Linked DNA regions of Homo sapiens: region 2 is linked to region 1. The links are chromatin loops, found by intact Hi-C in ENCODE. Cell type or tissue: PC-3. All regions are shown on one strand. Links, peaks and the distances in the headings refer to the core of each region. The heading gives the core; the rest is flanking DNA. Region 1 overlaps UBE3D (ubiquitin protein ligase E3D). Region 2 has its middle 350 kb from the start of TPBG.

Region 1 (15,938 bases), core at 4,946-12,945:
ACTCCAGCCTGGGCAACAGGGAGACTCCAGCTCAAAAAAAAAAAAAAAAAAAAAAAAAATCTGCATTAAGTTCACAGAATCAGAAGTGATCAGTAACGGCAGGTCCTTAGAATATATTCCTTCCCTGGCAATGCAGAACAGCCATAGAGGAGGAGACTTGGGCAGGTAGGATGGTGGCAAACTGTGTGGGGTGTTCCAGGCCACGCTAAGGGGTAGGGACTTGGTACCTCAGGTGGGTAGGAAGCATTACAGAATTTTAAACAGAATAACAGGTCAGATTTGAATTTTACCAAGAAGAACCAGCAGAAGAAGAGGGCAAATAAATTGCCTGTTTAGAGTGGGAGGGAGTTAGGCCTAAATAGGTTCCTGGACTTTCTCCATCATTAAGATCTTTTGTCTCCTGACATACTGCATGTAGTGCCAATAAACAAACCCTCAATACAGTGCAAAAGACAACAATGTCAAAACCCCCTACATGATCAGGGAAATAAAATTGCACCAAGATTTACAGAGATCTGGGAGACAACTCACATTAACACAAAATATGATATTTTAAACTTAATGTGACCATATATCATGTGAATAAAAGCTATAATATGTCCTAGAACCATCTACATAAGACAGCAGGAGCAAGAAAGTGCCTAATCTGCAAGTCATTGCAAAGATAAAAGAGTTTTTAAAGCAGAAAAAATTTTTTTGATGTTTTGAAGAAAACATAAAACATTTAAGAACAAAAGATTTTAATCATTGCTTTACTGAAAGCATATTTATCTAAAACCCTGAAAAATATACTTTGATATGATCTACTTCCCAAGAGAACTTTCAAAATAAAATACATACCATTTTTTTCAAGGTTAGTTTTTAGGTAGAAACCTGGTGGAGCTCAAAAAAACAGTGAAACGATTTCCTGAATTTTCTCTCAGCCTAAGATTCTATAATGAACAGCAACACAAATTCACAATAAATTAAAATTTCCTAGTTATTTTTAATGTACCATGAGCATAAACTTTTAGAAAACTTAAAATATCCAAATGATATTGATGTTTAATACTTAAACATATACACAAGAAAATGCATGCCCCTTTAATAGAGGCAAAGAAAAATGAAGAATGTGAAAATAAAGGAACATACATAAGGAAAATAAAATTATGCCCCTTAGCTTTAAAATGATCCATTAATCAGTGATAATAACAATGGTAATAACAGCTTCTACAGACTGGATTATAATCAAGTGGACATTAAGAATATTAGTAACATCAACTATCTAAAGCTCAAAATATGGCTGCTGGAATTAGATAAATTCAGGTGACATTCTCTGACTGGCAGGCCACAAATCCTACAAAACTAGCTTTAGCACTTTAATATTATTACGTACATAGTATGATTTGAGCCATAAAAGTATAATTTTATTCCAAAAGTTTGTACAGTGTTACCAATAGTGCAGTTGGTGACTGTACTCTTTTTTAACCTCTTTGTAGAAATGTGACTGTATTCTTGGGAGTAGTTATTTTCAGGTTACAATTGTAGCTGGTCTGCCAAGTGGATCAATCAAGTGGTTGGATATCCTGACATCTCATGTTTCCCAAGATCCCATCTTGCTGGTTTCCCTCTAGGGTCTCAACGCCCTCATGAGATCTAGGCTGACACCTAGCACTACCTTACCAGTGCAGGGAGAACAGGGCGAACCATCCAGAGACCTCCGGAGAGCCACTCTGTTTCAAATCATCTGAAAATCGAAAGGCTTGAGTTTGAAAGTTTGGCCAACTGATTTCATTCACATATGAGATGAATTTATTTCTAAAATACATAAATTCCAAACACAAGGACTATTTGGCTGTTTCTGAGACTATTCACAACAAAATAAATTTTATTATTATTGCTGGATATTAGGGCCCATTAATCTTAACAAGAGCATAATAAAAAATTACATACATTCACACAAATTTTATAGAAAAACTGCTAATCTGGTAAAATGTAAATTGGAGAATTTTATTATAAAGAAATGAGGCATTATTTGGTTTCAAATAACCACAACAAATAGCTAAGAACATGTGACCTTAAATTAAGAAAAAACATTGCTATAATTAGCAGATATCATGTGTCCTGGTGCTAGTATTAAAAGCCATTAATGAGTCTTACTGTTTAAACTGTCCTCTATATCTTATTTCTATAATTAATTTGACAAGAACCTTTTTTATTTAAAAAAAAAAAAAGAATAAGCATTAGTCCCAGACTATCAAATAATCATGAATCACAAAGTACATGAAACCCCAAATACAAATGAGGTTCATTGATCAGGTAATTTTCATGTTTCATAGCACTCTAACAGGTTTATCTAATCCAACGTCCTCATTTTGCAGATGAGGAAACTGGACCCCAGGAAATTAATGTAACATGTTCCCAGATAATAAGACTAGCCAGTAAGCAGATCTTAACTCTGTTCCCCTGCTCCTACAGAGGTGCTCCCAATACAGATAAATCAACATATTCCAAGGTACCTTCCTGGGAAATATGTTTACAATTAGTTGATTTGGGGCACATACATGCTCTTTTGAAAACCTTTGGTCTTGTTTTCTATTTAATGAGCACAAAGTTGTCCTTACCACTCACATAAAACAGATAACTGCGGGAGAAATAAGAAGAACACTGGGTTTGACATTAATGGTCAACATGAAATCCATGTGCAGTTACTTAAGGAAGCGTCTTTTTCCATACAACTCAGTCACAGGGCATGCTACCTAAGAGTTACAGGTAAGCAAAGCCTTGAGTCATTTACTAAGGATTTCTCTGCATTACTGAAGAGGCATGCATATGCCAGGCACACAGGTGTGACATGAAAAGGTTTTTGGGTAAGCCTTGCTTAAATGAGGCAAAGGCTAAGTCAAGTCCACTGTTTCTCAGAGAGAAAAAGAGAAAGGGAATTCATTTCCTCGGCACCTGCAGAGTATGTGAATCACAGTCTTGAAACAAAAAGGTTTGAAACACTAAACTAGATAATTTGCTAGTTTGCTAATAAGAGCAATCTGGAAAAGGGGGTAGAAAGTCTATAAAACCAATTTAAAAGACCTTGTCGAGCATTAACTATTACATATGTTACATCCTTTAACTCTCTTGACAAGTTTGGAAAATAGGCCTTATTAGAAGGCTGTATTAGAAGAACCTGAGGTAGTACAAACACAACTTCCCAGCTACTAAGTCAAGAAGCTGGATTTCAAACCCAGGTCCCCATTCTCCTGCTCCTGCCTCCAGGGCCTGCCGATGGTCAGGGTTAGGGAGAGTGAGTGCTGCCCTTTTAGTTCTCAGTTCCATGACTGTAAAAGGGACTGACACAGAAGATACAGTTCCTGAACAGAAAAAATGGGGGCAACAGATAAAAGATTTTTCATATTATCATCCTGTTCCAATGAAACACAAATAACAGCCAATAATGAACCAGCATATCCTTTACTGTAAGCAGAACCCGGAAATACTGTTACACTGATTTAACATGTTCCAACTGTAACTTCTAGGAATCCCTATTGTTGTCTAGGAATGCATGTTTCAGAAACTTCTTCTGAGAATTCAACCAACGCCTAAAATAGATTGAGAGAAGGAAAACACTCTTGGTTCAACTACAATGTAAACTGAGATCCCCTGAACCTTTCAGGATAAAGTGGGCCTGTCACCGAGTACATGCAATAACTTCAACCCTTAGGTAATTCAAGCAAAGATGAGGTTCCCTCCTCTGCAAATTTAAAGTCACCTCATTTCTTACTCAAGACAGTCACTCTGAGGATCCTCCATTTGTAACCTCTCACTTATGCCAGAGTAACTCTGTGCCATCTCATCTACCTGGGACACTGACAGAAATCAGGAAGCAAGCAAGAGAGGTTGGTAGAAGGCCAAAACAAACATGTCAACGTTTATTCAATTCAACCCAGCAAAAATTGATTGAGAGCATACTATTTATGAGGGACAGTGCCTGATGCTGAGGAGGATGATGATGATGATAAGAACAGTAATTATAGCAGTAGCTAATACATACTGAATGCTTGCCACGTGCCAGGCACTGTCATAAACACTTAAACTCACTCCATTCTCCTAGCAACCATATGAGGTAGGTCCTACTGTTAGCCACATTTTTGCAATAAAAGAATTGAGGCACAGAATGGTTAAGTAACTTGCCCAGAGTCACACTGCTAGTAAATGGCAGGTGCAAACCTAGCTGCTCTGGCTTCTGAGTCTGTACTACTAGACAGACTCAGAAGGGACTACCCTGTACTGCACTCTCAAAAGAGTAGGGATAAAGGATACAGGGGACAACAAGATTATCTGCACTCCGAGAGCCTACAGTTTAATTGTGAAGACAGGCAAATAAACCTTAGACGAACACCTAAACCAACCCAGGGTTGAGAGAAGGCTCATAACAGTACCTGTCCCGTCAGCTGAATTCTGAAGTTCAGGTAGGAGCCAACGAGGGGGAGACAGAGTGTGGGGTGCATTCCTCCAGGAAAGGAAGTCACTTTCATAAGGCCCCAGGGTGAAAAAATATCATGAAAAGGCTGTGGGGCTGCACATTGATCACCAGAGCTGTGTACAGAATGCCAGTCAATAATGGCATGTTTTTTTGGGGGAGGAGGAATAGGTTGGGGAAAGAGATATGAAATGTGAGGGTGGAGAGGTAAATAGAGGTAAACTCATAAAGGTCCTAATGTAGCATGTTTCTGGAATTTATATTGGAGAAATGGGGGGCCATGGAGGGGTTTGACCAGCAGAGCCTGATGCATTTGAGAACAATTACTTAGCTGTGCTAAAATAGATCAGATGAGAGGACAAAACTACAGGGAGGCTCAATGGATGAGGAGTTGGCAACAAGTGTAATTAGGTGAACAAACAGTAGCCTCAACTAAGGTAGAGGCACTGGGATGGAGGAAAGTGGACTTATGTAAGACATGCTATGAAGAAAGTAGCAAAAGAACTTGGCAACTGATATGGGGGGAACCCCTTAGAGCAAGCTGACCCACGTTAGAGCATATGGCCCAAAGGCTTTGAATGTGGCCCAACACAAATACGTAAACTTTCTTAAGACATGAGATTTTTTTGGCAATTTTTTAAAAACTCATCAGCAATTGTTAGTGTTAGTGTATTTTATGTGTAGCCCAAGACAGCCGAAGGCTTGGACTCCCCTGCCTCCAGAGGGAGGAACTTCTGGCAACACCAGGTTTCTACCTTGAGGACACAGGTAGAAGTACAGCATTACTGAGATAAGGAACACTGGAAGAGAAGCAGGTTTCAGACAGGAAGGATCCGTTCACTTATAAGTCTTAGGAACATGGCTCAGGAAACCCATCTAATAAAGAACTCTAAATTCTTTAAATAGTATTAACAATAATTAGGATTTAATCTGTCTCTCCAGCTGATGAATGACTCGTGGCTGAAATTTTAGGAGGAAGGGTTTGTGCCCAAGAAACAAGAAGGCTGACATGAGGGACAAAAGAAAAAGAAATTAAAAAGCCTTAGGGACTGTAAAAAAACCCAAAAACAACAACAACAACGAAAAAACCAACAAAGAGTCCTTCCCATCTCAACAGGGCAATCACAGCACATGGCAAGAATAAATGACAAAATTAACCTAATCATTGACAAAAGGTTAATTTGTGCTCTGTATGCTCTGTTTTAATAAGCAGGAGAAATAGGAAATGGATTTTAGAAAGGCACTGATAAAAACAGTTCAAATAAAAAGTTTTTGTGCAAAAGCTTGTTATGTGGAAAAAATCACTGAATGTGGAAAATGTCACTCAGCATCGTGTTGGATGAAATGTGACAGGTCCCATGTTTCTTTTCAGGAGGGAGGTGCTTCAGTGATCAGCACAGGTTTTCGGCCAAGATAAGCACTCCTCTCTCAAAGCCAGCATCCTAGTGCTCCCCTTTATGTCCCTAAGAGCTAATCACTCTGCGATTGCTAGCAAGTTTTGTGGCTAATTTTGTTCAAAGTGACATTAAGCTGGCTCTCACTTTAAGGCCATATACTACTCCATTGGCAATTACTTGAAAAATTCTGATAGAAAAAGAGATAACCATTGCCAGGCACAGAATTAATCAGTGTTAAATATATTCCTTACCTGTCTTTTATTATGACTTCACCGCAGGATTGGCAATAAAACGTGCAACATTCTTGGGTTTGCGAGCTTTGATTAAACATTGAAATCAGTTCTAAAGGAAGTCAATGAAATAGCTAATCTTAGAGATTGAAACAAATATATTAACATACTTAAACAGTTCAATAGCCACGATAAATTACCATCCATAAACAGTTTATGATCCACCCAGAAGTACACATTTAATTAATACTATCTGATGACTCAAGCAGAAGCAAATATTGTGAAGTGTTTTTGAAAACAACAGATTTTGCTAAGTGTTCCAGAGACAGGTACTGCTCTAGATTACGCATGTAGCATTTGTTAGTTCTCTCATTCTAAAAATACCAACATTAAGGATGAGTGAAAAAGAACTATTTCCTTCTCATCAAGCTAACTACACAGATCTCCAACATTCTCAGCTTCCCTCTGCTGTGTCTCACAATAGTGTTTCATCAGTGTGAACAAATAGAGCTCTTAAATTTGAGTTTAATTTTTTTTTTTTTTGAGATGGAGTCTTGTTCTGTCACCCAGGCTGGAGTGCAGTGGCGCAACCTGGGCTCACTGCAATCTCTGCCTCCTGGGTTCAAGCAATTCTCTGCCTCAGCCTCCCGCGTAGCTGGGATTACAGGCGCCCATCACCATGCCTGGCTAATTTTTGTATTTTTAGTAGAGACGGGGTTTCACCATCTTGGCCAGTCTGGTCTTGCATTCCTGACCTCGTAATCCCCTTGCCTCGGCCTCCCAAAGTGCTGGGATTACAGGCGTGAGCCACCGTGCCCAGCCAACTTTGAGTTTAATTTTATTTAAATAAGGTTTATGTCCAGTCTAGCATATAACCATATGAACAAACAAAGATCTCAAACTAATGTTTATTGGACACCTCCCTGGGAATGAAATGGCTCCAAAAAGAGTCCAGTTTTCCCAGATCAAAAATCAATTTCTAATGAAAGCTATGGTAAAACGTTGAAAGCTGTGGGGAAAAATGTATATTTCTCACACTATGGGAAAGAGCAGCATAAGGCCGCATGTTCCCTTAGTTTCTATTATTTCTTTTATGAAATAAGGAAACTTTCATTTAAAAGAATGAACTAAAATATGTCTATAAAAATCTAATTAAAGAAATGAGGTCATATCCATCAGAATCAAGCAATGTGGATTTGGTTTGTGTTTTTCTGTATGTATTTTAAGATTTTAAAAAACTGATGCTAGAAGGTTTACGCCTTGGCAATTAAAAATCTTAACAGTTTTTAAGGGGTGGCCAGAAATCCCTATAGCACTAAGGTGCAATAAACAGTATTATTCTTTAACTTTGAGCAGATTAAAAGGAGACCTAGGAATCCAAAATATTTTTTCCAGACCCACAAACAAATTTTCAGTGAAACACTACCCTCTGCTGGCCACCCAGCATGATGCACTGGGTCGGGTTTAAAATTCAGTTTCTGATATAGAGGAATCCTGGGAGAGCGTTGCTGCGGGGGATCAATCTAATGCGTGTGCTCTAATAGATCCTACTGTAGCTAGTTCCACACCGAGGGTCACAGTTTGACACTCAAAATAGCAGTATACCAGTATGATGTTTACTATAGTTGTCCTTAAAAGGGTGTTCTTAGCATTGAAAAGTCATCTTTTTAAAAAACCCTGAAACACAAACTGAAGGCTAAAACTTTCAAGTCACTTCCTACAAAACAGTTTGATTCAAGTTCACACCAGTACATATCTATTCATATTTATTCATTCCACAAATATTTATACACCATCTATTATATGGAAAGCACTCAGGCAATTAAGTGCTGAGGAATCTGTTTTGCATACTCTTTCATGCACTATGGAACAGGACTTTGATAATTTTCCTTTTCAGATATTTGAGCAAAATATATTAAAAGTGTAAAGAAATAGGAGACCAGTGAACACAAACAATATGCAAATCAGCACATAGCAGTCAATTTATTTTGTCCTATAGTTTAAACAATGTTTGCAGATTTAAATTTTTAAAAATAATTCCAGTTTTGATATTTGTATATTCAGTTACAGAATACAGAATATGGATGGGCAAAAACCCAATACTATGTCCCTGGTGGTCTCTATTCCTCCATCTCTAAAATCACAATCCCAGAAAACACTCCACTGTGGCTTTCATGCTTGCCTTTCCCAAATCTCAGAACCCAACACAAAATTCCTGCTGTGGTTACTCTTGTGAAAGAGGTAACTGTTGTGAAGGAGAAGGTGATGACAACACAACATCCAGCCTCCCATGGCCTCTTCCCTGAAACAACACTTTCTCTGCCCATTATTAGGTGCAATCAGGGAGTCTACTTCCCAGCTCGGTGACCCTAACCTTCTTGCTATGGTTATTCCAACAGTCATTCCTAGTATTTATCCTACAACATTTAAGTGCCATGACATCTCTTTTCCCTACCCTTTGTTCCTAAAACTAACCCTGCCCAACTCAAACTAGTTATTCACTAACCCAGGACTTGAGCAAAAATTGCTCTCCAGTAAAAAAGAAATGAAACCCTCTCTATCTTCTCTTTCCTCACAAAAGCCAAGAGCACAGACTCAGGGGAATACTCAACATCTCCTAAATGGCTCTTCCAAACACTCCTCCTGACCCCATCTCCAGGATCCACACAGCGCAGATGAAAGGTTTATTACAGATGAGGCAGCAGCGAAGTGTCAGTGTGCAGCTGAAAGAATTACAATCTTTCTCTGATAATAAACATCACATAAGTCTTTTACAGCCTATTTCCCCCTTTGACATAATTTTAATCCCCCAAAGCATATATTACGTACATTGTAATAGATGTAATGAACCAATAATTTTATACAATAAATAACCCTGAGGTCTTAGAAAAAGCAAATTTTCCACTGCCTTACCGAATCATTATACCAGTTACAAAATGTTGTAAATATAACAGGCATAGTAAAAGTTAAAATCAAATTAAGTATCAAACTCAACTGTAGGACCTTTTGTGTACTGTTTTCTCTATTTGGAACAGTCCCCACATGGATAGGATTTCCTTATTCAGGACTCAGGTCAAACATTACCTCCTCAGAGTGGCCTTCACTGATCATCCTTCAGCCAACCCTAGTCACTCCCTATCCCATTATTCTGTTTTATATTATCATAACACTTTTCTTAATATTTAAATTGTTTGCTCATTATCTGCTCCCACCAATTAGAATGTAAGCTCCATGAGAGCAGACACCTCCCCTACCTTGTTCACTCTGTATCCCCAGAACCTAGATTGATGCCTAGCACATAGCACAAACCAAAATATTTGTTGAATGAATAAATTTCCATGTAATGCTTTAAAATCAATCAGGTCTTATACAACTGCCATCTGATTTAATCTTCCCATCTGTGAGCCAGAAAATTTTACAATTAAAGAAACAAGGCAGTGGGTAAATGGGAAATCTCTATACTTTCTGCTCAATTTTGCTGTGGGTGGAAAAGAAAGAAGGAAGGGAGGGAGGGAAGAAGCCTCAGAAAGGTTAAGTAACATGTTCAATTGCATACAGCCAATAACTGGCAGAGCTGACAAAGACCCTAGAGCTTCTCAACCCCTTCACCTGGGAAAAGTTCAACTTATCAAAGGAAAAATCACCTTTGGTTTATAACAAAAAGGTAAATACAGCAGCAGAAGTGCTAATATTACTCACTTGTGCCTAATTTTGCTTGCGTCTGCAGTCGCAGGTGCAGTCCATCTCCAACAACAAACTGTAGCCCACGGCAAGAGGAAGGTACAAGCCTGACCTCTGCTGGAAGCTGGATTTCTGTGCAGCCTTCAGGGGTTTTCATCTGGAGTGAAGATGGCATTATGGAAATATTCATGGGCATACCTCCTTCTTTCGGTTCTCTGGTAATTAAAAACAAAACCCAAACAAATTATTTCTCACAATGAAAACCACATGATGAAAGAAACAAAAATGGCCAAGGATCTCTTTCTTCCTCTTCAATAGGAGCTCTAAAGTCACTGCCCCAGAAAAACAGCAGCAAGCAGATCATAAAGGAAAGCAACCTACACTAGATTTAGATCTGATCAGAGTGCCCTTCACCATCACCATAATATGCAAGTCCTGGGACAGATTTTTGGTTCTTCCTTCTGAGAAGAGCACTAAAATAATGTTTTATAGTAAATCAGAGCAAAGTACTGTTATTTCATATACAAGATTTTAATAAAGAGACCAAGATTCAGTGAAACAATGATACAAGACAAAAACCTGTCAATTTTAAGAATAAAAAGAATTAATGAAGAAAACGATACAGTGATGTATGAATATCAGGTGTGAAAGGACTTACTAATCCAATTCAGAGCAAACACAAATTACTCAGTATAGGCAATAAAGAGTAAAACACAGTCCCTGTCAAAAGCCCCCAGGCATCAAAAGTATAGAGGGGATAAAGGCATCTATGGAAATGACCCTCCTCTGAAACTGCAATACGCTTAGCAATGCAACAGAGGTACAAAGTACCATGGCTCCCTCTTAAGTGCAGACAGCAGGTCATCCACATGGTGTCAACTAAGTGCAGACAGCAAGCCATTTGCTTGAGTGTCATCTGAGTACAGAGGGTAGACCATGTGCTCAGGTGTGGATCTTGGTTAGGCCTTAGAAATCTGCCTTAGAAAATCTTATAGCTACTTTCTGGCTAGTTCCTTTTCAAAGCATATGGATCTGCACTTAGTTAGCAATACAGAATATTAAGCATCTGAGTTTTTTGCAGGGATGACAGTTTCAAACCTGAGTCAAAAGTTCAATTTCAAGAAATGGTGTTTAAGAAATAATGATCCTCTAAAACAAGAGTCAGCAACTTTATTTCTGTGAAAGACCAGATAGTAAATATTTTAGGCTTTATGAGCCATGTATGGTCTCAAAGTAGAATACATATTATACTTTTTATTTTTTAAAAAACAACCCTTAAAAAATGTAAAATCAGCAGGTCGAGGTAGCTCACTCCTCTAATCCTAGCACTTTGGGAGGCTGAGGTGGGAGGATGGTTTGAGCCAAGAAGTTTGAGACCAGCCTGGGCAACAAAGCAAGGCTCTGGCTCTACAAAAAAATAAAAAATAAAAAATCAGCTGGGTATAGTGGCACGCACCTGTAGTCCTAGCCACTCAGGAGGCTGAGATGGGGAGGATCACTTAAGCCCAGGAGGCTGCAGTGAGCCATGATCACGCCAATGCATGTCAGCCTGGGCGACAGATCAAGAACCTGTCTAAAAGAAAAAAAGATACAGAAGAAAAATCCAACTCTTAGCTCACAGGCTGTACCAAAACAGGCTGCAGGTAGGATTTGGCCAATGGGCCATAGTTCTCTGACCACTGCTCTAAAGATAACACAATGTCCATTTGCTACCTCAATGACTTTCAAACTAGACTGTGTAGAGTTGACACTTCCAAGTGCCGCAAGAGATACCACTGGGTTCCTAAGTCCCCATTGCCACCCCATCTCTGGTTTATCACATTTCTTCCCAGTCCCAAAAACTTTAGTCATTTTATAGGGCCAAGCAAGAGAAGCATCATTGCAAGGGTGGTGACACAGTGGCCCAGCACGGATTTGAGAAACTAAGCAGACTGTGGAGGGCATCCATAGGGCCAAGCAAGGGAGGCATCAGTGCAAGGGTGGTGACACAGTGGCCCAGCATGGATATGAGAAACCAAGCAGGCTGTGGAGGGCATCCACCAGGAGGACCACTCAGCAGGGGTGTCAAATCCCAAGACAGGTGAGGAGGAAATCTGAACAGGAGGTGAGGCCAGCTCAGGATGGGGTTTCAGAGCCTGTCTTAGCTCAGCTGCTATAACAAAATACTATAGATGGGTGGCTTAAACAACAGACATGGCAGAGTAAGGAAGTTCAGTGCCTCTTCCTCTTCATATAAGGACACTAATCTCATCAGGGGGGCCCCGCCCTCAAGAACTCATCTAAATCTAACTACCTCCCAAAGCCCCATCTCCTAACACCATCACTTTGGGGGTTAGGGCTTCAACATGTACATTTTGAGGGGACACAAACATTCAGTCCATAACAGGGTCCAAGCAGGTGAGGAGAGTGTCAACAATGAGCAGGGGGAGGTGGCAAAGGATGCCAGCAGACTATTAATTACATAGAGGGAGACTGACAAAATAAATAAATGCCACTAGGACAATGAGGGCCATGATTCTCACTGTGGGAGAATGGAGTTACAAAAAGAGAAAGCGAGGAAACTAGAATAGACCCTATGGTGGTGGGGCAGAATTAGAAATACCTGTGTGAAGTCATGGTTTTCAATGTTTACAAATAGATACAGTAATATTGATGGTTGTAAATGCATGTATGTACATAGGTATGTAGGCACAACCATACATAGACATCATATATAAGTCATACACACATACCCTAGTTCTGGGAGAAGCGACATCCAACAGTGATGAGTACACTTAGTGCCCAGATCTTGGTTTGTAAAGGCCATTTTCTGCTTTAAAAAACGAAATGAACAAACCAGAAACAAAGTTCCTCAGTAAAATGACTACATCCAGGGCTGTAACAGGGAAAGAATGAAATATGCCTGGAACATGTTGCTGGAACATGAAGAAATCAAAGAATGACAGGTACCTACCAAAAAAGACGCAGAAACCATCCAGAAAGGACTTCCTTGGCCACATCTGGTATAATATGAACAAAAAAGTAGCCCATTGAATAAAATAAAAAATAAAACCCACTGAGTAACCCACAGTAAGAATCATGTATCCTTACTGACACACAAATGAATAAAATGAAACTCTGATGAGGAACAGGGTATTTACATAATCTCAGAATACCTCTCCAATTACTGATTATGAAGAGAAAAAGAGTAACTTTAAGGTAGAGAAGCATGGCAGACACTATCTTACTTTAAGTGCTCAAAGTTAACATAACCAATTTGATGGAACAAAGCAAAATCATGTGCCACCTGACAGGAAGCCTCACTTCTGTTATATTCCTGCCAAAGATGCAAAATCTGAATCTTGTCTTGAAGAAACATAAGACAAATCCAAATGGAAGGATATTCTACAAAATGATTGTACTATCATCTTGCAAAGTGTCAGGACCATGAAAGTCAATGGAAAATGAGGAACTCTTCTAGATTGAAACAGACAGAGGAAGCATGACAGTGAAATGCAATGCCTTATTCTGAACTGGATTCTTCTGTTATTAGGGATATTATGTAGACAACTGGTAAAACATGAATGATGTAAGATGGTAGCAACACATTTCCCAATTGTGAGTGTTGGATGATGGTTCTTTAGGAGAATTCCTACTTTAAGACTAAGTTTGATTGACATAGTTCATACAATAATTTCATACTTGAGGCTTTCTTCACCATTGACTTGTATTCTGTCAGGTATCACAACTGCTTAAAACTATCCAATGACTTCATCTCTCACTCTAACTACAAGCTAAAGTCCTTTCGATGGTCCATAAGGCACAGTGGTATAGCAGGCCCTGCTGCTACAAGCTTTGGAGAACCTGTTGTTAAAATTCTAGGAGTTCTGCAAAGCAGGTCAACTCACCTCACCCAGTTGGTAGGCTGAAGGTCATACGTGGTGAAAGTATTCACACCAAAGAAATCAACAAATGCTTCAAATCAAGACCTTAGTTTGTCTTTTTGTTTATTTTCATGGAGAGTAGGTTATTAAACATGTACCAGCACACTGCCATAAGATCTTTTACTATGTGTTCCCCCAACTCACCCGCATCTCTCTGAACTAGGCACCCTTTCATACTCACTTTCTCTCAAAGGGAAATTGTCTCCCACCAGGTATGGCAGTTCTACACCTCACCAGTTACAGTTTAATACTCAAATGTTAGTTTCTCATTTGAAATAAAAGATTGTAACTTTTTTCTCCCCATTCCTTTTTTGTTTAATTTTTTTCTCCACTTCTATCAAATATATATTTATTTTGTATATTCTCTGCCGCCTCTTCTCTACTGCCACCATTAAACCCTATGCTCAACAAAGGCAGGTGTTTTTGTCTTTGCTGTTGTTACTGTTCATGGCTGTATTCTCAGCACTTAGAATTTGAATTTTTGGCACTAGAGTAAGAACACAATAAACATCTGTGGATTGAATAAATGAATGGCCAAAGTTTATCCCAAAATGCTAAGATATCTTAATATAAATAGATCTTTACATCTGTGAATGTAAACTTTGGAAGCCAGACTCTTTTTCACAACCCACTATGGCAGGAATTAATCCATTCCTGAGAGAGAACTCACCCAACCATCTCCATGGGAGGGCATTAATCTATTCAAGAAGAATCTGCCCTCAGGAACCACGCACCTCCCACTAGGCCCTATGTCTCAACACTGCCACATTGGGGATCAAAGTGAGAAAACATAGGGACAAAACACATCCAAACCATAGCAGTTAGGAACAAGAACACCAATATTTAAATTAACTATAAAATATACTAAACATTTTAATTAGAACACACAGATCATCAGAACAGATTTAAAATCACCCAACTATATATTTTTAAAACTAGCATACAGTTTTATGCTATTTTTAGGGAAATACAGTATTTTTACAGCTTTTTGCTTTATACAGAAAGACATAAGAAAGGTTAAAAAGGTAGAAAGGACACACTATGCAAACAGTATAGTCAACTGATTTCTCATGAAGACTGAGTTATTTTAATGGGAGAAATGATGGCCTTTTCAACTGATGGTGATAGAATAAATGAATATCCTTATACCAAAAAAAGAACTTTGATCCCTACTTCACTGCAAACACAAAAATGAATTCAACATGATCACAGATCAAAATGTGAAAGCTAAAACGATATAACTCCTAGAAAATAAACCTGCCAAAACATCTTCACAGCCTTAAGGTAGGCAAAGATTTAAGACACCAAAAAAACTAACCCTTAAGGAATAAAAAAACGATAGAGTGGACTTCATTAAAATTAAAATTTCTGTTCATCAAAGGACACTATCAAAAAAACGAGGCAGGGCATGGTGGCTCATACCTGTAATCCCAGCACTTTGGGAGTCCAAAGTGGGTGGATCGCTTGAGTCCAGGAGTTCAAGACCAGCATGGGCAATATGGTGAAACCCTATCTCTACAAAAAAATACAAAAATTAGCTGGGCATGGTGGCATGCAACTTGTATCCCAGCTACTCCAGAGGCTGAGGTGGGAGGATTGCTTGAGCCCAGGAGGTTGAGGCTGCAGTGAGCCATGATCACACCACTGCACTGTAGCCTGGGCAGTAGAGCAAGACGCTGTCTAAAAAAAAAAAAAAAAAAAAAAAAAGAAAAGAAAATGAAAAGTTAAGTCACAGATAAGAATAGTCATATATTCACAAGGCATTTATGTGAGAAAGCTCTTGTTTTGAGACAGTATAAAGAACTCTCAATTAAACAAGACAAATAATCTGATTATGGGCAAAAAAAATTAGAAGATACTTTTAAAAAGAACATATATGAATTGCTAAAAAGCAAGTGAAAAGGCACTCAACATTATTAGTCATCGGTAAAATGAAAATTAAAACCACAAGATACTATTTTACACACACTAGAATGGTTCAAACTAAAAGGACTGATAATACTAAATGTAAGTCAAAATGTAAAGTAGTTGAAACTCATTTTTTTTCTGGTTGAACGTGCAAACTGGTACAATCACTTTGGAGAACTGTTTGGCAATTTCTCACAAAGTAACATGCACATCTATCCTATGACCCAGAAATTTCACTCTTAGGTACTTACCTAAAAAGAAATGAAAATGTATGTCCAAAAAAAGATTTATACAACAGTGTTATGACAGCTGTATTCATAATAAGCAAACTCCAGAAACAAGAAAA
Region 2 (15,938 bases), core at 3,050-11,049, 340 kb before region 1:
TCCCTGGACTGCACACAGCATGGGTACCTGGGCCTGGGCCACAAAACCATTTTTTCCTCCTAGGCCTTTGGGCCTCTGATGGGAGGGCATGCCATGAAGACCTCTGACACGCCCTAGAGACAATTTCCCCGTTTTCTTGGGGATTGACATTTGGCTCTTCATTACTTATGCAAATTTATGCAGCTGGTTTGAATTTCTCCTCAGAAAATAGGATTTCCTTTTCTATCACATTGTCAGGATGCAAATTTTCTGAACTTTTATGCTCGGCCTCCCTTATAAAACTGAATGCCTTTAACAGCACCCAAGTCACATCTTGAATGCTTTGATGCTTAGAAATTTCTTCTGCCAGATACTCTAAATCATCTCTTTCAAGTTCCAAATTCCGTAAATCTGTAGGGCAGGGGCAAACTGCTGCCAGTCTCTTTGCTAAAACATAACAAGAGTCACCTTTGCTCCAGTTCCCAACAAGTTCCTTATTTCCGTCTGAGACCACCTCAACATGGATTTCATTGTCCATATCGCTATCAGCATTTTGGGCAAAGCCATTCAACAAGTCTCTAGGAAGTTCCAAACTTTCCCACATTTTCCAACTCCTGCCTGTTACCCAGTTCCAAAGTCACTTCCACATTTTTGGGTATCTTTTCAGCAGCTCCCCACTCTACTGGTACCAATTTACTGTATTAGTCTGTCTTCACACTGCTGATAAAGGCATACCCAAGACTGGGCAATTTATGAAAGAGAGAGGTTTAACTGGACTCATAGTTCCACATGGCTGGGGAGACCTCAGAATCATGGCAGAAGGCAAGAAAGAGCAAGTCACGTCTTACATTGGTGGCAGCAGGCAAAGAGAGAGAGCTGTGCAGGGAAATTCCCCCTTATAATACCGTCCGATCTTATGGGACGTATTGGCTATCACAAGAACAGCATGGGAAAGACCCACCCCCATGATTCAATTATCTCCTGCCAGGTCCCTCCCACAACACATGGGAATTATGGGAGCTACAAGATGAGATTTGGGTGGGAACACAGAGCCAAACCTTATCAACATATATTTATGTATATAATCATTTTGATACATGTATATATTGTGCAATGATTAAATAAAACTAATTAACATATCCATCACTTTACGTACTTACCACTTTTTAGTGGTAAAAACATTTAAAACATACCCTCTTAATAATGTTCAATTATATAATACATTACTATTAGCTATAGTCACAATGCTGTACAATAGATCTCCAGAACATATTTCTCCCATCTAACAAACTATGTACCCACTGACTAACATCACCCCATTTCTACTCCCTTCTCCCTCCCAGTCCCTGAAAATCACCATTCTACTGTCTGCTTTTATGAGTTTTACTATTTTAGATTGCACATTTAAGTGAGATCATACAGTATTTGTCTTTCTGTGCCTGGCTTATTTTGCTTAGCATAATGTCCCCCAAGTTCATCTATGTTGTTGCAAATGACAGAATTTCCTTCTTTTTGTAAGGCTGAATAGTATCCCATTGTATGTACACGTATATGCCTATACTACATTTGCTTCATCTATTCATCCATCAACAGATACTTGGGTTGATTCCATATCTTGGCTACTGTGAATAATGCTTCAGTGAACATGGGCGTGCAGATATCTCTTCAACATACTGATTTCAGTTCCTTTGGATATATACCCAGAAGTGGGATTGCTGGATCATATGATTGTTCTATATTTAATATTTAAAAGAACTTCCTCACCATTTTCCATGACTGTACTAATTTACATTCCCACCAACAATGTGCAAGGGTTTTCTTTTCTCTACTTCCTCACCAGCACTTGCTATTTGTTGTCTTTTTGTTAATAGCCATTCTAAAAGTGTGAGGTGATAGCTCATTGTGGTTTTAATTTGCATTTCTCTGATAACCAGCGATGATGAACATTTTTTCATATACTTGTCAGCCATATGTATGTCTTCTTTTGAGAAATGTCTTTTCAGGTCTTATGTCCATTTTTAAATCAGGTTGTTTTCTTGCTATTGAGTTGTTTGGGTTCTTGTATATTTTGGATATTAACCCTTTATCAGGCATTTGGCTTGTCAATATTTTCTTCTATTCTGTAGGCTGCCTCTTCACTTTGTTGTTTCCTTTGCTCTGCAGACGTTTTTCTGTTTGATGCAATCCCATTTGTCTGTTTTTGCTTCTGTTGCCTGTGCGTTTGAAGTCATATCCAAAAAATCATTGCCCAGACCAGTATCAAGAAACTTTTTCTTGGCCGGCTGTGGGGCTCACACCTGTAATCCCAGCACTTTAGGAGGCCGAGGTCAGGAGTTCAAGACCAGCCTGACCAACATGGCAAAACCCCATCTCTACTAAAAATACAAAAAATTAGCCAGGCATGGTGGTCTGCGCCTGTAGTCCCAGCTACTCAGAGGGCTGTGGCATGAGAATCGCTTGAACCCAGGAAGTGGAGGTTGCAGTGAGCTGAGATTGAGTCACTGCACTCCAGCCTGGGAGACAGAGTAAGACACCATCTCAAAAAAAAAAATAATAATAATAATAATAATAATATAGCTTTTTCTCTGTTTTTTTTTTTTTTTCTAACAGTTTTACAGTTTCAGGTCCTATATTTAAACCTTTAATCCATTTTCATTTGACTTTTGTGGATGGTATGAGAGATGGGTTCACTTTCGTTCTTCTACATGTGGATATCTAGTTTTCCCAACACTATTTATTAAAGAAACTGTCCTTTCCCCGTTTTCTGTTCTTTACACCTTTGTAAAATATCAATTGACCATAACTGTAAGGATTTATTTCTGAGGTTTCTATTCTGTTCCATTGGTCTATATGTCTGTTTTTATACCAGTATCATGCTGTTTTGATTACTGTGGCTTTATAGTATATATTTTGAAAGTCAGGTATTGTTATGCCTCCAGCTTTGTTCTTTTTGGTCAAAACTGCTTTGATTATTAGGGGCCTTTTGTGGCTCCATATGAATTTCTATTTCTGTTTTAAAAAGTCACCGGAATACTGATAGCAATCTCATTGAATCTGTAGATCACTTTGGGTAGTATGAACATTTTAACAACATTAATTTTTTCAATCCATGAATACAGGATACCTTTCCATTTATATGTGTCTTCTTCAATTTTCTTCATCAATATTTTATAGTTTTTAGTGAATACATCTTCTGCTTTCTTAGTTAAATTTATTCTTAAGTTGGTTTTTTAAAAATTATAAATGAAATTGTTTTCTTAATTTCTTTTCCTGAAGGTTCATAGTTAGTGTATTGAAATGCAACTGATTTTTGCATGTTGATTTTGTACCCTATAACTTTACTGAGTTTGTTTATTAGTTCTAACAGGTTTTATTCTGGTGGTGTCTAGGTTTTCAAGATCACATCATTTACAAACAGAGACAAATTTTCTTCTTCATTTCCAATTTGAGTTCCTTCTATTTCTTTTTATTGCCTAATTGCTTTGGCTAGGAATTCTACTACTACAATGAATAAAAATGGTGAGAGTGGGCATCCTCGTCTTATTCCAGATCTTAGTTAAATATCATGTTAATTGTAAGCCTGTCATATATGGCCTTTCTTATGTCATGAAAGAATGTTGAATTTTGTCAAATGCTTTTACTGCGTCTACTAAGATGATCATATGGTTTTCATCTTTTATTCTGCTAATGTGGTATATAACATTGATTTGTTTGCGTATGTCGAGTCATCTTGCATCCCAGGGATAAATCCCACTTGATCATGGTATATGATCTTTTTAATGTGTGGTTGAAGTCAGTTTTCAGTTTTACCTTGTTGAGGACTTTTGCATCTATGTTCATCAGAGATATTGGACTGTAATTTTTTTTTTTTTTTTGTAGTGTCCTTGTCTGGCCTTGGTTATCAGGGTAATGCGGGCCTTGTAAAATGAGTTTGGAAATGTTCCCTTCTCTTCAATTTTTTTAGGAGAGCTTGAGAAGCATTGGCATTAATTCTCCTTTAAACGTTTAGTAGAATTTGCCCCCAAAACCAAGCCACAGTATCTTTTTGAAGGTCCATGGCCCCATTCCCTAGTACCTGACTTAACAATAGTATTGACACCTGGCCGGGCGCAGTGGCTAATGCCTGTAATCCCAGCACTTTGGGAGTCCAAGGTGGGCAGATCACGAGGTCAGGAGATTGACACCATCCTGGCTAACACGGTGAAACCCCTTCTCTACTAAACATACAAAAAAATTAGCCAGGTGTGGTGGCGGGTGCCTGTAGTCCCAGCTACTCCGGAGGCTGAGGCAGGAGAATGGCGTGAACCTGGGAGGCAGAGCTTGCAGTGAGCTGAGATCATGCCACTGCACTCCAGCCTGGGTGACAGAGTGAGACTCTGAGACTCCATCTCAAAAAAACAAAACAAAACAAAACAAAAAAACGGTAGTATTGACTCCTTACTAAGGCTGCTACATATACCATTTGGTCTGCAAAGACTCTGGACCCCTCTTTTCTAGGCCCTTGGGACCTTTCCTAATCTTTTGGAATTAATTTATTGTTCATTTAATTCATGTGTTCCAGTACGCCTCTTTCAATTCTGCCTAGGTCATCACTCAAGCCCAGACACCCTTGTCAGACCTCTCCTTGATGGCATGGACCTCTCTTCACATGAAAAACACCCTAAAATCATGAAAAGCAATAGGAGAGGGAAATGGAGGCAAGAAAAGAGACAGCAAAGACATAGTCATAAAGGAGGAAAGAGAAATAAGACATGTTCTATTGTGAAGTGCAAGGGATGTTTTGTTAAAGGGGTGGGGGCAGTGTTCCAATTATGGTGCAAGTGGTTAAAAGCAGGAGCTCTGGGGACAGAGTGACAGATTTGAGTCCAGCACTGCTGTTTACCAACTAGGTTAACTTAGGACAATTACTTAACCTCTCTGGGCTCAGCTTCAATAGGTGAATAATAATACCACTTACCCTTATAACAGTTTGTGAAGACTAAGTATGTTAATTCATATCAATGCCTGGCACATAGTATGGACACAGTTAATGTTGGCTAGTATAATGAAAACGATGTCATTTGGACTCCTGACTCTTACAAATATTTTAAACATATGAAAAATGGCTTAAAGTTGGCATGTATATGTGCTAAATTAGTGTGCTTATTCTCCCCAGGGAACAAAAAAGTGGGGGTGGGGATCGGCCCTGGAAGAGAACATAGGAGAAGAGCTTCCTTGGCCCTCTTCATTCATAGTAACCCAAGTTTCTTGTCTGGAAAGAAAGAGTCTGACAGATTATGACATATAGTTACTGTCAGGAGTGAAAAACAACCTTGCAGTAAGTCTGTTTTTAATTTGTGTTTTTGAAAAATTGGGACTATGCTTTAAAATTCCCTGATTATTCAATGGTGAGGATGCAATTACAGGAGCATGATGCTTCCCCTGTCCTCAGAGGCAGCAACTCCCTAAAACAGAGCAAGCAGGCCTCCACTTTGTGTTGAGGATGGGGATTGTGGAGCCTCCTCCTGCAGTCCATAGACTGTGAAGGCTTCTGCTAAGCAAAGTCACCGCTGTGGCATTAAAAGCAGCATTCCCAGGGCTCCTCCTCGCAGCAGCCTGTGCTGAGCATGCCCAGCTGCTTCCTCCACCCTCGCATCCTCTCCTCTGCTCAGTTCATGCCCTGGATGATGAGAACAAAAATAAAATGGGAATTGAAAAGAATTTGGTGTAACAGATGGGGATTTATCAAACGGAATTGGGTTTTTGATTTTTCAAAGCTAATGCCAATGTCAGTAACAAGAAAAGACCAGGAGATGGGTGCCTGGGAGAGGCGACTCTCTGCGCAGGGTGCAGGAATCTTGAATGGGAGCCTAGAGCCTCAGATGGTGGGAGTGCCAAGAAGAGGATTAATGACGAAAGGAAACACAGAGTTCTGGTCAGGAAGCCAGGCCACCAAAAGCACAAAGAAAGACTGAGTGACAGTCTTTGTGAAGAGAGCATAATCACTATAACTCTAGTACAGGCTGTGCACCCAGAAAGTCTGCTTCAGGGAATTGCTGTTGGTAGACATAAGGACCTCTGGGGCCAGGTGTCTAACCTGTTTTCACCAGGAGTCAAATAGAGAAGGGATCTTGCTTGTCAGGTAAGCAGAAGAGCAGTGCGTGAGCCCTGGGCAGAGTGGATGCTATCAGCTCTCAGCCCTGCAGATAATCCCTCCTTCTTCCTTCCTAACAGAGTCCCGATTTCTTTCTATGCAGTTTACCTTCCTCCATGCAGCCTATGGGCCTCAGGAAAAGCTGACCCCATGCCCAGTTCTAAGTGTGTGTTTCAGTAATTTAAAAGAAATCCCGTCCTCCTTTCCAGAGCTTGGTAAATGGTCACATGACCACTGAGACCAAGGAGAGACTTCCTAGAGCTTCTGCAGAAGTTCTTCCCCCACCTTCTGGAAGAGATCCTGGAAACTCCTCAGTGTTCTTTATGATGCAAGCTCAGAACCGCTGCCAGCCTAGGAATGCAGCCCACTAAGGAGAGAAGAGCCACAGAAACACAAAAACAAGGCCATGAGGTTGTGTCACTCAGAAGCCATTCAACCTTAGACTTCCAGTTTCACAAGCCAGTAAAATCCTTATGGTTGAAGCCAGTTTGAGTTGGATACTTTTGTCACATAGCTGAAATATCCTGGAGAAAAGAAGGAAGGTGGGGAGGAGGGTGAGAAGAAGGAAGAAGAGAAAGAGAAGGAGGGGGACAAGAAGAAATGAAAAGGTTCTATTACAAGTAAGACTCAGAAAAATTAAGCAACTTGTAATGAATCAGTACTCCAGCTTGGGTCTAGCTGATTTTGAAAGTCCATCTTTTTCCATTCTTATCTCATGCAGCCTCTCCACAGTGAATAGCAGGAAGGAGCACAATCTTGTTTACCTGCCCGAATAGGGTGTGCCCTGCATCTCCACATCAGCTGGTAAAGAGCTTTTGCTTGAGAAACAGAGGGCTGTATAAAAGAGAAAGGGAAAGGGTCCTAACCATGGAACTCAGGCTTTAAAGGAGAAACCCAGATCCTACGGAAGTAGAGGAGGCAGGAACTGCTGGCTCTCCTTCTGTTCTGTGGCTTTCCTGGGCCATGTTTTATAACAAGGAAAATTCTGGAGGTAAATGGGAAGGAAACTGTCAGCAACTCCCATTCTCAAGGGCTTAACAGAAAAAAAAGGTTGATTGATGGAGAAAATAAAATACTATCCGTGGAGTTAAATATATTTTAAAAATCAGCACAAGAGCAAAGAAAGTCACACACTTCCTTTTGAGGCAAGTGAAATAAAGAATATAGCTCCCCCTTTAGGTCATGAGAATTCATTACACATTCTATGCAAGTGTTAAAATATCACATGCACCCCATAAATGTGTGTAATGATTATGTATCAATAAAAAAGGAAATTCAATATGAACATGATTTGTCATGGACTAAGTACTTTTTTCTTGGAGAATGTTTTATTAAATGCATAAATGCTGTGACTATCAAAAAGGATACATTCAATAGAAGACTCCATCATCAGAAATGTAGTTACCTAAGATGGAATTAGCATAGGTAATATAGTTACCTAAGAATAAAAATTGGTTGATATCCAGGTGTGGTGGCTCATGCCTGTAATCCCAGCTAATCGGGAGGCTTAGGCTGGAGAGTCCCTTGAGCCCAGGAGGCAGAGGTTGCAGTGAGCCAAGATCATGCCACTGCACTCCAGCCTGAGAGACTGAATGAGACTCCATCTCAAAAAAAAAAAAGAAAAAGAAAAAACATTGGTGGAAAGAGGCATGGATATCTATTCCGGAGTACAGATTTCCTCCCTGCCCCATCTCAGAAGGACATTCTCTCGGCTCAAGGCAATGCAGGGTGAAAGTACTCAGCCCTCTGGCTCCTAAACAGGAAGAAAGGAGAAGCGGGCTAGTGGAGGGAAGGGAGGGCTCTCCTGACTCTCCTACAATGCATCTCCTGCCACTTACCAGTAACAGAGGAACTGCCTATGCCTATGCCTCTCCAAAGACTGTAACAGGGGGTAGGTAAAGTCACATGAGAAACATTATCATACACCTCAATTTCCTTGCCTCTCCTTCCTTTGTACTCACCTCAAATATCCAACCCTGATTACACTCAACCATCCTTCTACTCTCCATTCATGTTCAAGCAGTTGTCTGGTCTCACTTTGAATTTGTGATCACAAATCTCAAGTGGGCCTTCAGTGCTGCCTGGCAATCCTGCTATATTCTCCTAATCAGTTTCTTTTATTACTCTCCCAATGATTCACAAGTTTTCCCTCCTTAAACCTCCAACACTCCCTGCCCTTCTCATTCTCGACCAATGGCTTCGCTTCTTATTTCAATGAGGAAATGGGTGCCATCAGGAGAGAATTCCACATCCTCCCATCATTGAACTTATCAATTTTTTGTACAAACCAACTGCCCTTGTTTTTATCTCACAGTTCCTCCTTTTGTACATGGGATCTCAACTCTTCTCATCTGCTCAAGTGAAAAGTTTCTTAATTGTGAAAAAAGCCTCAAGAGCTGATGAGATTCCTGTAAAGATATGCAAAATACCATGTGTATTCACATTTCTAAGAAAATATCTATAGCTTTTACAAAAATCTCAGACAAAACAAAAACATTTAGCCCCATTATTCTAAGAGCTAATAATAATAATAGCCATCCTTTATTAAGCCTTTGTCATATGCCTAGTACTAGCATAAATGAGTTAAATTCTCAACACAATTGTATGATAAAAATATTACCGTAGATAATGATAAAATAAGTACCTATATCACAGATGGACTGTATTAGTCTGTTTTTATTGCTGTAAAGGAATACCTGAGACTGGGTAATTTATAAAGAAAAGAGCTTATTTGGTTTATTGTTCTACAGACTGTGCATGAAGCATAGAGCCAGAATCTACTCCTGGTGAGGGCCTCAGGAAGCTTACACTCATGGAGAAAATTGATGGGGAGCCAGTATTTCACAGGGTGAGAGAGGGAGCAAGAGAGAGAAGGAGGAAGAGCCAGGCTCTTTTAAACAACCAGATCTCATGTGAACACACAGAGTGAGAATTCACTCATAACGACAGCACCAAGCCATTCATGAGGGATCTACCACCATGACCCAAACACCTTCCACGAGGCCCCATCTCAAACACTGGAGATCACATTTCAACATGAGATTTGGAGGGGACAAATATCCAAACCATATCACGGGCAAACTGATGCTCAGATGCCCACAGATTTTAGATAACTTGCTGAAGTTTGCAGGAGTGGGATTTCAGCCCAGACAGATGCTCATGACCATCACACTAATTTTGCCTCCATGTTGTCACCAAGAACTGGCCACTTGAAGGATAGAGAATTTAGAATTATTTATTCCTTGTCCTCATATCATCTTTGGAAAACTAATACACAAACGCATGTACAAATTCTCTGAAGAAAAATGTTATTTTACAACCAAATTGGCTCCAATAAAACAAGGCTGGGGGCGAGGTGGAGCCAAGATGGCCAAATAGGAACAACTCCAGTCTACAGCTCCCAGCATGAGCGATGCAGAAGACGGGTGATTTGTGCATTTCCAACTGAGGTACTGGGTTCATCTCACTGGGGAGTGTCAGACAGTGGGTACAGGACAGTGGGTGCAGTGCACTGAGCATGAGCCGAAGCAGGGTGAGACATCGCCTCACCCAGGAAATGCAAAAGGTCAGGGAATTCCCTTTTCTAGTCAAAGAAAGGGGTGACAGACAGCACCTGGAAAATCAGGTCATTCCCACCCTAACACTGCGCTTTTCCAATGGTCTTAGCAAACGGCACACCAGGACATTATATCCCGTGCCTGGCTCAGAGGGTCCTATGCCCACAGAGCCTCGCTCATTGCTAGCACAGCAGTCTGAGATCAAACTGCAAGGTGGCAGCGAGGCTGAGGGAGGGGCGCCCGCCATTGCCAAGGCTTGAGTAGGTAAACAAAGTGGCCGGGAAGCTCGAACTTGGTGGAGCCCACTGCAGCTCAAGGAGGTCTGCCTGCCTCTGTAGACTCCACTTCTGGGGGCAGGGCACAGCCAAAACAAAAGGCAGCAGAAACCTCTGCAGACTTAAATGTCCCTGTCTGACAGCTTTGAAGGGAGTAGTGATTCTCCCAGCACACAGCTGGAGATCTGAGAACAAACAGACTGCCTCCTCAAGTGGGTCCCTGACCCCCAAGTAGCCTAACTGGGAGGAACCCCCCAGTAGGAGCAGACTGACACCTCACATGGCCGGGTACTCCTCTGAGACAAAACTTCCAGAGGAACGACCAGGTAGCAACATTTGCTGTTCACCAATATCCGCTGTTCTGCAGCCTTCGCTGCTGATACCCAGGCAAACAGGGTCTGGAGTGGACCTCCAGCAAACTCCAACAGACCTGCAGCTGAGGGTCCTGACTGTTAGAAGGAAAACTAACAAACAGAAAGGACATCCACAACAAAATCCCATCTGTATGTCACCATCATCAAAGACCAAAGGTAGATAAAACCACAAAGATGGGGAAAAAACAGAGCAGAAAAACTGCAAAGTCTAAAAATCAGAGCACCTATCCTCCTCCAAAGGAATGCAGCTCCTCACCAGCAACAGAACAAAGCTGGACGGAGAATGACTTTCACGAATTGAGAGTAGAAGGCTTCAGATGATCAAACTACTCCAAGGTAAAACAGGAAGTTCGAACCCATGGCAAAGAAGTTACAAACCTTGAAAAAAATTAGACGAATGGCTAACTAGAGTAACCAATGCAGAGAAGTCCTTAAAATACCTGATGGAGCTGAAAACCATGGCATGAGAACTATGTGACAAATGCACAAACCTCAGTAGCCAATTAGATCAACTGGAAGAAAGAGTATCAGTGATGGAAGATCAAATGAATGAAATGAAGCAAGAAGAGAAGTTTAGAGAAAAAAGAATAAAATGAAATGAACAAAGCCTCCAAGAAATATGGGACTATGTGAAAAGACCAAGTCTACGGCTGACTGGTGTACCTGAAAGTGATGGGGAAAATGGAACCAAGTTGGAAAACAATCTGCAGGATATTATCCAGGAGAACTTCCCCAATCTAGCAAGGCAGGCCTACATTCAAATTTAGGAAATACAGAGAATGCCACAAAGATACTCCTTGAGAAGAGCAACTCCAAGCCACATAATTGTCAGATTCACCAAAGTTGAAATGAAGGAAAAAATGTTAAGGGCAGCCAGAGAGAAAGGTCGGGTTACCCACAAAGGGAAGCCCATCAGACTAACAGCTGATCTCTCAGCAGAAACTCTACAAGCCAGAAGAGAGTAGGGGCTGATATTCAACATTCTTCAAGAAAAGAATTTTCAACCCACAATTTCATATCCAGCCAAACTAAGCTTCATAAGTGAAGGAGAAATAAAATCCTTTACAGACAAGAAATGCTGAGAGATTTTGTCACCACCAGGCCTGCCCTACAAGAGCTCCTGAAGGAAGCTCTAAACATGGAAAGGAACAACCAGTACCAGCCACTGCAAAAACATGCCAAATTGTAAAGACCATTGATGCTAGGAAGAAACTGCATCAACTAATGAGCAAAATAACCAGCTAAATCATAATCAGGATCAAATTCACACATAACAATATTAACCTTAAATGTAAATGGGCTAAATGCTCCAATTAAAAGACATAGACTGGCAAACTTGGATAAAGAGTCAAGACTCATCAGTGTGCTGTATTCAGGAGACATATCTCCAGTGCAGGGACACACATAGGCTCAAAATAAAAGGATGGAGGAAGATCTACCAAGCAAATGGAAAACAGAAAAAGGGAGGGGTTGCAATCCTAGTCTCTGATAAAACAGACTTTAAACCAACACAGATCAAAAGAGACAAAGAAGGCCATTACATAATGGTAAAGGGATCAATTCAACAAGAACTAACTATCCTAAATATATATGCACCCAATACAGGAGCACCCAGATTCATAAGGCAAGTCCTTAGAGACCTACAAAGAGACTTAGACTCCCACACAATAATAATGGGAGACTTTAACATCTCACTGTCAACATTACACAGATCAACGAGACAGAAAGTTAACAAGTATATCCAGGAATTGAACTCAGCTCTGCACCAAGCGGACCTAATAGACATCTACAGAACTCTCCACCTCAAATCAGCAGAATAAACATTCTTTTCAGCACCACACCACACCTATTCCAAAATCGACCACATAGTTGGAAGTAAAGCACTCCTCAGCAAATGTAAAAGAACAGAAATTATAACAAACTGTCTCTCAGACCACAGTGCAATCAAACTAGAAATCAGGATTAAGAAACTCACTCAAAACTGCTCAACTACATGGAAACTGAACAACCTGCTCCTGAATGACTACTGGGTACATAACGAAATGAAGGCAGAAATAAAGATGTTCTTTGAAACCACCGAGAACAAAGACAAACATACCAGAATCTCTGGGACACATTTAAAGCATTGTGTAGAGGGAAATTTATAGCACTAAATGCCCACAAGAGAGAGCAGGAAAGATCTAAAATGGACACCCTAACATCACAATTAAAAGAACTAGGGAAGCAAGAGCAAACATATTCAAAAGCTAGCAGAAGGCAAGAAATAACTAAGATCAGAGCAGCACTGAAGGAAATAGAGACACAAAAAACCCTCCAAAAAATCAATGAATCCAGGAGCTGGTTTTTTGAAAAGATCAACAAAATTGATAGACTGCTATCAAGACTAATAAAGAAGAAAAGAGAGAAGACGCAATAAAAAATGATAAAGGGGATATCACCACCGATCCCACAGAAATACAAATTACCATCAGAGAATACTATAAACACCTCCATGCAAATAAACTAGAAAATCTAGAAGAAATGAATAAATTCCTGGACACATACACCCTCCCAAGACTAAACCAGGAAGAAGTTGAATCCCTGAATAGACAAATAAGAACTCTCAATAAATTAGGTATTGATGGGACGTATCTCAAAATAATAAGAGCTATCTATGACAAACCCACAGCCAATATCATACTGAATGGGCAAAAACTGGAAGCATTCCCTTTGAAAACTGGCACAAGACAGGGATGCCCTCTCTCACCACTCCTATTCAACATAGTGTTGGAAGTTCTGGCCAGGGCAATCAGGCAGGAGAAGGAAATAAAGGGTATTCAATTAGGAAAAGAGGAAGTCAAATTGTCCCTGTTTGCAGATGACATGACTGCATATTTAGAAAACCCCATTGTCTCAGCCCAAAACCTCCTAAAGCTGATAGGCAACTTCAGCAAAGTCTCAGGATACAAAATCAAGGTGCAAAAATCACAAGCATTCTTATACACCAATAACAGACAAACAGAGAGCCAAATCATGAGTGAACTCCCATTCACAATTGCTTCAAAGAGAATAAAATACCTAGGAATCCAACTTACAAGGGATGTGAAGGACCTCTTCAAGGAGAACTACAAACCACTGCTCAATGAAATAAAAGAGGATACAAACAAATGGAAGAACATTCCATGCTCATGGGTAGGAAGAATCAATATCGTGAAAATGGCCATACTGCCCAAGGTAATTTATAGATTCAATGCCATCCTCATCAAGCTACCAATGACTATCTTCACAGAACTGGAAAAAACTACTTTAAAGTTCATATGGAACCAAAAAAGAGCCCGCATTGCCATGTCAATTCCTAAGCCAAAAGAACAAAGCTGGAGGCATCACACTACCTGACTTTAAACTACACTACAAGGCTACAGTAACCAAAACAGCATGGTACTGGTACCAAAACAGAGATATAGACCAATGGAACAGAACAGAGCCCTCAGAAATATCTACAACCATCTGATCTTTGACAAATCTGACAAAAACAAGCAATGGGGAAAGGATTCCCTATTTAATAAATGGTGCTGGGAAAACTAGCTAGCCACACATAGAAAGCTGAAACTGGAACCCTTCCTTACACCTTATACAAAAATTAATTCACGATGGATTAAAGACTTAAATGTTAGACCTAAAACCATAAAAACCCTAGAAGAAAACCTAGGCAATACCATTCAGGACATAGGCATGGTCAAGGATTTCATGTCTAAAACACCAAAAGCAATGGCAACAGAAGCCAAAATTGACAAATGGGATCTCATTAAACTAAAGAGTTTCTGCACAGCAAAAAAAAAAAAAAAAAAAAAAAAAAAAAAAAAAAAACCATCAGAATGAACAGGCAACCTACAGAATGGGAGAAAATTTTTGCAATCTACTTATCTAACAAAGGGCTAATATCCAGAATCTACAATGAACTCCAACAAATTTACAAGAAAAAAACAAACAACCCCATCAAAAAGTGGGCGAAGGATATGGGCAGAGACTTCTCAAAAGAAGACATTTATGCAGCCAAAAGATACATAAAAAATGCTCATCATCACTGGCCATCAGAGAAATGCAAATCGAAACCACAAGGAGATACCATCTCACACCAGTTAGAATGCCGATCATTAAAAAGTCAGGAAACAACAGGTGCTGGAGAGGATGTGGAGAAATAGGAACACTTTTACACTGTTGGGACTGTAAACTAGTTCTACCATTGTGGAAGTCAGTGTGGTGATTCCTCAGGGATCTAGAACTAGAAATACCATTTGACCCAGCCATCCCATTACTGGGTATATACCCAAAGGATTATAAATCATGCTGCTATAAAGACACATGCACACATATGTTTATTGCGGCACTATTCACAATAGCAAAGACTTGGAACCAACCCAAATGTCCAACAATGATAGACTGGATTAAGAAAATGTGGCACATATACACCATGGAATACTATGCAGCCATAAAAAAGGATGAGTTCATGTCCTTTGTAGGGACATGGATGAAGCTGGAAACCATCATTCTCAACAAAGTATCGCAAGGACAAAAAACCAAACACCACATGTTCTCACTCATAGGTGGGTATTGAACAATGAGAACACATGGACACAGGAAGGGGAATGTCACACACTGGGGACTGTTGTGGGGTGGGGGGAGAGGGGAGGGATAGCATTAGGAGATATACCTAATGCTAAATGACGAGTTAATGGGTGCAGCACACCAACATGGCACATGTATACATATGTAACAAACCTGCACGTTGTGCACATGTACCCTAAAACTTAAAGCATAATAAAAAATAAAAAATAAAATAAAATAAAACAAGGCTGGGGGAAGCAAATGGCTTTACTCATAAGTAATTTAGGTGATATATTGCTTTTTATATTGTGCATCATTTTTTAATAAACTATTATGAGGTATTAGGCAAATTAAAAGTTATCGGCCTTCTGTAAATAACAAAAAGTACTTAAAATATTTACTAAGTGATTTATAACTGTTAAAGTGATCGAAGAAGGTAATTTAGCCTGTTCCTTGAACTCTGCATATTTAGACAATTAAAAACTTGCTTGGTTTACATTTTAAAATGCCAAAATATGAGTCACTATCATACATCCTCACTTGTTATACATTGGCTACTATTTCATTTTCACTTCTTTATGCCTGGCATAATCCATGCACCGGATCAAGGGAATAGCACTTAAGATACTAAGCTGCCCCACTTTGAAGCTCATTTATCCTGGTACTCAGTGAAGAAAAACAAATATTCTTCTGAAAACAAAACTGCCAAGATGTAGCCACGGTTCCATTGTTTCTTCACACTGCCTCTTCTTTGTTTCTTCATTTGCAAAAGTCGCAGGCAACATATTCAGATCTTTGGAATACATGAAAGCACTTTCTTGAGTTTCTGCAGTCTGTCAGAAAGTACAAAATCCTTGCGAATTCTCATTTTGCCACATACTAGGTACATTCCTAGCTACGGGATGCTGAGATGGGGATTTACCCAGGAAAACCAAAGTAGGAAGAAATCTCAACTCTCAGGTGCCCCTCTTCTGCAGACAGGTTTATATATACATGACATATGTGGCCAAAAATCCCTGAGCAGGGGTGTTTTTCC

The links. Peaks named below come from ENCODE experiments on the same cell type or tissue, not always from the same donor. Only the 100,000 strongest peaks of a DNase experiment are listed, where the experiment ranks them.
Region 2: a loop joins it to region 1, with 5 times the contacts of the local background. A loop is called at or near these places in 2 of 110 quality-filtered maps.

The regions. Positions count from the first base shown.
Region 1 is chr6:83,048,047-83,063,984 of GRCh38, forward strand. It overlaps UBE3D (ubiquitin protein ligase E3D), which reads right to left. Exons shown (of 10, transcript NM_198920.3): 2 at 9,780-9,976; 3 at 6,102-6,192. Among named protein-coding and RNA genes, the nearest start is that of UBE3D, 9.8 kb to the right of the region's middle. In PC-3, for the core only: CTCF peaks have their summits at 7,518 (motif pointing left) and 9,872 (motif pointing left); no DNase peak of the experiment used is centred there.
Region 2 is chr6:82,705,752-82,721,689 of GRCh38, forward strand. No RefSeq gene overlaps it. Among named protein-coding and RNA genes, the nearest start is that of TPBG, 350 kb to the left of the region's middle. In PC-3, for the core only: a CTCF peak has its summit at 7,285 (motif pointing left); no DNase peak of the experiment used is centred there.